Regions from separate parts of the Homo sapiens genome. Here region 1 is linked to region 2. Evidence: chromatin loops called from intact Hi-C (ENCODE). Cell type or tissue: ovary. All regions are shown on one strand. Each heading gives the region's core, and the rest is flanking DNA. Links, peaks and the distances in the headings are about the cores only.

Region 1 (2,911 bases), core at 97-2,596, 160 kb after region 2:
TTTTTTTTTTTTGAGGTACAGGGTCTTGCTATGTTGCCCAGGTTGGTCTCGAACTCCTGGGCTCAAGTGATCCTCCCACCTCGGCCTCTCTAAGTGCTGGCATTACAGGTGTGAGCTCCTAGCCAGACCCAGTTTGTTCTAAACACACTTAAGGCTGGTCGCAGTGGCTCATGCCTGTAATCCCAGCACTTTGGGAGGCCAAAGCAGGTGGATTGCTTGAGTTTGAGACCAGCCTGAGCAACATGGCAAAACTCTGTCTCTACCAAAAAAAAAAAAAAAAAAAAAAAATTCCAATAAATGAATCAACAGCAATTTTAAATTAAATTAAATGTTTTAAAATTCCATTCCTCACACTGTCCACATTTCAAGTGCTCAAGAGACACATGTGGCATAACCTACGATCGGTATAACCACACCATTAACTTTACTAAATATCACCACACTGTCCTCAAGACGGTGGTGCCCGTCAGCAATCTCAGAACTGTGGTATGGAGATCAATCTCCAGATATTGGTCAACACTTGGTATTGTCAAATTTACTCATTTTTGCCAATTTGATGTGAATGAAATTATCTCGTTTTAATTTGCATTTCCCTGATTTTCCATAAAACCTTTATTTTCTACAAATAGCCTACTTACTATAAACTTTGCCCATTTTCCTGTGGGGTTACTTAATCTTTTTTAATGCTTTGTAGGATTTCTTTATATATTCTAGATTCCATTCCTTTGTTGGTTGAATGAGCGGGAAATATTTTCTAATCTGAGTCATCTTTTTGCTTTGCTTATGGTGTCTTTTTGGTGAGTAGAAGGTTTTTTGTTGTTGCTGTTTTGTTTTGTTTTAGGAGACAGGGTCTCACTCTGTCATCCAGGCTGGAGTGCAGTGGCGCAATCACAGCTCACTGCAGCCTCAACCTCCCAGGCTCAGGTGATCCTCCCAACCTCAGGCTCCCAGGTAGCTGGGACTACAGGCGTATGCCACTACACCCTTTTTTTTTTCCTTTTTTTTTTTTTTTTTTGGTATTTTTAATAGAGACTTTAAAAAAATATATGTTTTTAGTAGAGACTGGTCCCAAACTCCTGGGCTCAAGTGATCCACTGGCCTCAGTATCCCAAAGTGCTGGGATTACAAGCATGAGCCATCATGCCCAGCCTGGTGAGTAGAAGTTTTTAATGTTGATGCGGTCAAATTATCAATCTTTGCCTTTATGATTTATGATTTTTATTCTTTAAGCAAAGACTTCTCTACTTAAAGATCACATTCTCTTGGATTTTAAAGACTTGTAAAAACAGTTGAAAAGAAATATTTGGTTGAAGGCAGGTGTTGATTGGGTGGCAGCGCCGGCTGGGCCCAGGCCTCACCGTCAGCTGGACCCCAGCTGCCCTGAGGAGCGAGAGCTGCACATCTCTAGGCACTGCCACTGCTGGTCGCCACTTCCTCCAATTGCAAAACCACATCCTACTTTGGGTTCCTCTTGCTGAGAATGGCCAAGCCAAAGTCTTCCTTTTGTTTCAAAACTTGGGGGACCGGCTGGGCGTGGTGGCTCACGCCTGTAATCCCAGCACTTTGGGAGGCTGAGGCCAGTGGATCACTTTGAGCTCAGGCATTGGTGACCAGCCTGCGAAACATGGTAAAACCCTGTCTCTACACAAAATACAAAAATTAGCCGGTCATGGTGGCTCACGCCTGTAGTCCCGGCTACTTGGGAGGCTGAGGCTGGAGGATTGCTTGAGCCAGGGAAGTGGAGGTTGCAGTTAGCTGAGATTGTGCCACTGCACTCCAGCCTGGGCAATAGAGTGAGACCCTGTCTCAAAAACAAAACAAAACAAAACAAAGCAAAACAAAAAAACAACTTGGGAGAGAGTCAGGAATCCTGGAGAATCCACTTATGACATGAAATGGGCTTTGACCATGGGCTTTGAAAGTCAGGGGTATCTTTGGCCACTCAGTCTGGTGAGGCCCAAGATGAGCACATGAGGCATGAGCTCCCAGGGACTCCAACCCACAGCCTGGGTTCCAGGAAAATACACCCCTCACTCTCCTGCCCCTTAGCACTCTGGAAATGAAGTCTTCAACTACACCTTACCTAAATGGGATGTAGGGAAATACTTTCACAGAAAACCTCATTCCTAATACAGAAAGTATCAGACTGGTCTGCACAGGACATCAAATGCCAGGTCCTGTCACCAGTGAGACAGGACAGGAGAAAGTGGAAGTGCCTTCCGTCTCTCTGGGCTAAGAACCTCTCTCTAGCACAGTGGCCAACCAGCCCTAACTCTTCCCTGAATGAAGCCCAGAACCATAGCTCTCTGATATGTACAGGACAGAGATGCCAGTGAGTACAGGGACTTCAGAAATGCCCCAAGAACGCAAACCAGTACAACTGCTTTGGAAAACTGTTTGACAATATCTACTAAAGTTGAACATGCCTATGCCCTAGGACCCAGCAATTCCGCTCCAAAGTACACACCCCAGAGAAATGCAAATACATGTATATTTATCAAAAGACACGGGCAAGAGTGTCTATGGCATCACTATTCATGATGGCTCCAAAGTGGAAACTTCCCAAATGCACATCAACAGAATGGGGAATGGCAAAATAATGTGTGATACTCTTTCTGAGCAGAATGTTATATAGCAATGAGAATGAGCAGTCTACAAGTCCACACAACAGTATCGATGACTCTCACACACATAAAGCTGGGCAAAAGCAGCTGCCCACAAAAAAAATATGTGTTCATGATTCCAACTGTACAAAGAAACAAACACAGGCAGAATTAATAAATCTATGGTGGCAAAAGAAATAGGGGTTACCCCAGGTTTGGGGGAGTGACTAGAAGGGCGCATGGGAGGCTTCTGGGTGCTAGTAACTTTACGTTTTTGTTGGTTTTTTTTTTAATCTGGGAGCTGGGGA
Region 2 (2,911 bases), core at 112-2,611:
CCCAGGAGGTTGATGCTGCAGTGAGCCATGATCGCACCACTGCACCCCAGCCTGGGCAACAGAGGGAGACTCTGTCTCATAAATTTAAAAAATTTTTAAAAGACAAAGAAGCTGGTGGAATATATACCAGACTGTCAGAAATTTTGTTTTTGACAAGGGGTGCTGGGCGTGGTGGTTCATGCCTGTAATCCCAGCACTTTGGGAGGCCAAGGTGGGCAGATCACCTGAGGCCAGGAGTTCAAGACCAGCCTGGCCAACATGGCAACATCCTGTCTCTATTAAAAATACAAAAATTAGCTGAGCATGGTGGCAGGTGCCAGTAGTCCCAGCTACCCAGCTACTTGGGAGATTAAGGCAGGAGAACCGCTTGAATCTGGGAGGCGGAGCTTGCGATGAGCCAAGATCACACCACTTTACTCCAGCCTGGGCAACAGAGCTAGACTCTGTCTCAAAAAATAATAATAATAATAATTGTTAGGGGATAGGACTATATAAGAAACTTTAACTTTCCAAGTCACACATTTTTGTAAAACTAATATTTTAACATTGTACATTTGTTTCTTTGTCATAAGGGAAAGTTAAAAAAAATATTTTTAGGAGAACTCTTGCCTAGCCGAACCCACAGTTAAGAATAAAAATGAGCTCTGCCAAGTTGTTGAGGAAGGTCAGTGACCCCACTTAGCTGTTGACCTTGCCCTGAAACTGCTGAGCAGTAGGAGCAAGCTGGCAGCTGTGACCAACTGTGTGGGCCGTGGAGTCCAGGCCCTTCTGGGTGGGTGGTGTCTGTCCACAGCTACTTCTTTCTCCGGGGAGGGGTCTTCTGGAGCTGAAGCTGGAGCCAGGGAAGACCCCAGGGAATCGTTGCGGAATAGGTGGTGGGAGTCACTCCCTGCTGCTGGGGCGCCCTGTGGACTGCCCCTACCTCCATAAAGATACCTCTAACCTGGCTGCCGGGGCCTGAGCCACACAGACCTGAGCTGCAGGAGGTTCTGAGAATTCTGTGGACTGGGAGTGGAGAGGGGAGGGGTCAGCCATGTCTGGAAGAGTTTCATAAGCATATTTATTTTCTTTGCGAGCCTAACGACACCACAAACAAACACAACAACAATAACAGCAGAACTGCAATCAGCCCAGTCCCATACTGGGCTTACCCATGTGAGGGCAGGACCCTGCATCTGCCTGTGCCATGTGGGCAAATGGATCTCTGTTAAAATCTCACCTGCCCACCTTCTCCATCGCAGAGCCAATCTCAGCTGATGCTGCAGGATCCTGCTGTCAGAGGCTCAGACACTGCTTAGGTGGAAGAAGCCCTGGATTGTTGTCTCCAGGGACTGGGGCAGGATGCGGGGGCCAGAGCAGGGTGCAGAGACTGCCATAATGAACCCCAAAGGCCTGGAGCCTGTGGGTAATGGCCTGGCGTGCACCTCCTGCCCACTAGGTGGCGCTGTCTCTCAGCAAATGCTCCAGGCTGCTTTAGGTGTTCCCTGAGCCAGAGGAGGCTCCATCTACCCCGGGACTCCTCTAGCAGGGGGTCTGAGGCAGACCCTCCAACGGACAGCACCCGACCTTGGTCCTGAGGGTCTGGCCGCCACCTTTAGCCCTGCACATGCTTCCCCTCCAGGGCTGGATGGGTCTGGTACCTGGGGCACTGCTCCCTTACTTGAGGCCCAGGGAGGGGGCCGTGGGCACCCCTTTACCCCCTACCCTTCGATTCCTTCCTCGGTCACATTTGTTGAGTATCTATGGGGAGCCAGGCAGGTGCTGGAGACCCTGGGGTGGGGGCCTCCCCTTACGGGCTCACCAGGTGGTTCCAGCAGAGGCCCCAGTGGCCCCCCAGTTCCCAGCCTGCCTGGCCTCTGCTGGGCTGAGACCACCAATGACAGCCTCCTTTCCCTCCCTTGTCCTTCACGTCACCCCTCACTGGCTGTTTCCCACTCCCTTCCCTCAATCAGGGCTGTCATCCTCCAGGGTTGCCCCCTCTCTTCTCCCTGTTCCACACGCAGTGCTGTGATCTCAACAGAGAACATAGCCAGCTGACTGTTGGCCAGCATCACCACAGCCACCCATGCCCAGCTGACATGGATTTTCCACCTGTGCTCTGCCCTGACCAATGCCCAGCAAGTACACGGCGCCCGAGGACTCAGCCTCGACTCCTCTCTTCCTCAGGAACCTAATGGGTTACTGAGTCCATCCTAAGGCTCCCCAGACCTGCTTCATTCTCTCCCTCTCATTTCCAGCCCCCTCTTGGACTGAGCCCATATTCACTCTTGTCTCACAGCTTCAGATCACTCCTATCTGGCATCTCGACTTCCCATCTTGCCCCCTCAGGTCTGCTCTCTACCCCCACAGCTGGAGAGACTTTTGGAGGCTTAGAGTGACATTAGTGGGTCTCTACTCGACTTTTTTTTTTTTTTTTGAGAAGGAGTTTTGTTCTGTCACCCAGGCTGGAGTGCAGTGGCGTGATCTCGGCTCACTGCAGCCCCCACCTTCCCAGTTCAAGCAATTCTCCTGCCTCAGCCTCCCGAGTAGCTGGGGTTACAGGCTCCCGCCACCACACCCAGCTGATTAGAGACGGGGTTTCACCATGTTGCCCGGGCTGGTCTCAAACTCCTGACTTCAGGTGATCCATACACCTTGGCCTCCCAAAGTGCTGGGATTACAGGCGGGAGCCACCATGCCCAGCCTCCACCCAACTTAAAATCATTCAGTGGCTCCCCACTGCCTTGAGGATAAAATCCAGCCCCTTTAGCTTGGTGAGCAAGACCTGACCTCACACTGTAAAGGGCCATAGTGAATGGCCATGTTCATGCCTTTCTGCCACTGCATTTGCCTCTTGGCCGCCAGGAACCAGCCTTCACCCCCACCTTACTCCCCTGCCCCCTGCAACCTGGGCCAGGCCCTCCTGTCACAT

The links. A loop is a pair of places that touch in the nucleus more often than their neighbours do. Peaks named below come from ENCODE experiments on the same cell type or tissue, not always from the same donor. Only the 100,000 strongest peaks of a DNase experiment are listed, where the experiment ranks them.
Region 1: a loop joins it to region 2, with 3 times the contacts of the local background. A loop is called at or near these places in 8 of 110 quality-filtered maps.

The regions. Positions count from the first base shown.
Region 1 is chr1:9,703,428-9,706,338 of GRCh38, reverse strand. All of the region lies in intron 2 of PIK3CD (phosphatidylinositol-4,5-bisphosphate 3-kinase catalytic subunit delta), which reads right to left. Among named protein-coding and RNA genes, the nearest start is that of PIK3CD-AS2, 17 kb to the right of the region's middle. In ovary, for the core only: no CTCF peak of the experiment used is centred there; a DNase peak (open chromatin) is centred at 1,449.
Region 2 is chr1:9,866,185-9,869,095 of GRCh38, reverse strand. The region is part of intron 5 of CTNNBIP1 (catenin beta interacting protein 1); the gene reads left to right. Among named protein-coding and RNA genes, the nearest start is that of CTNNBIP1-AS1, 19 kb to the right of the region's middle. In ovary, for the core only: a CTCF peak has its summit at 1,440 (motif pointing right); a DNase peak (open chromatin) is centred at 1,445.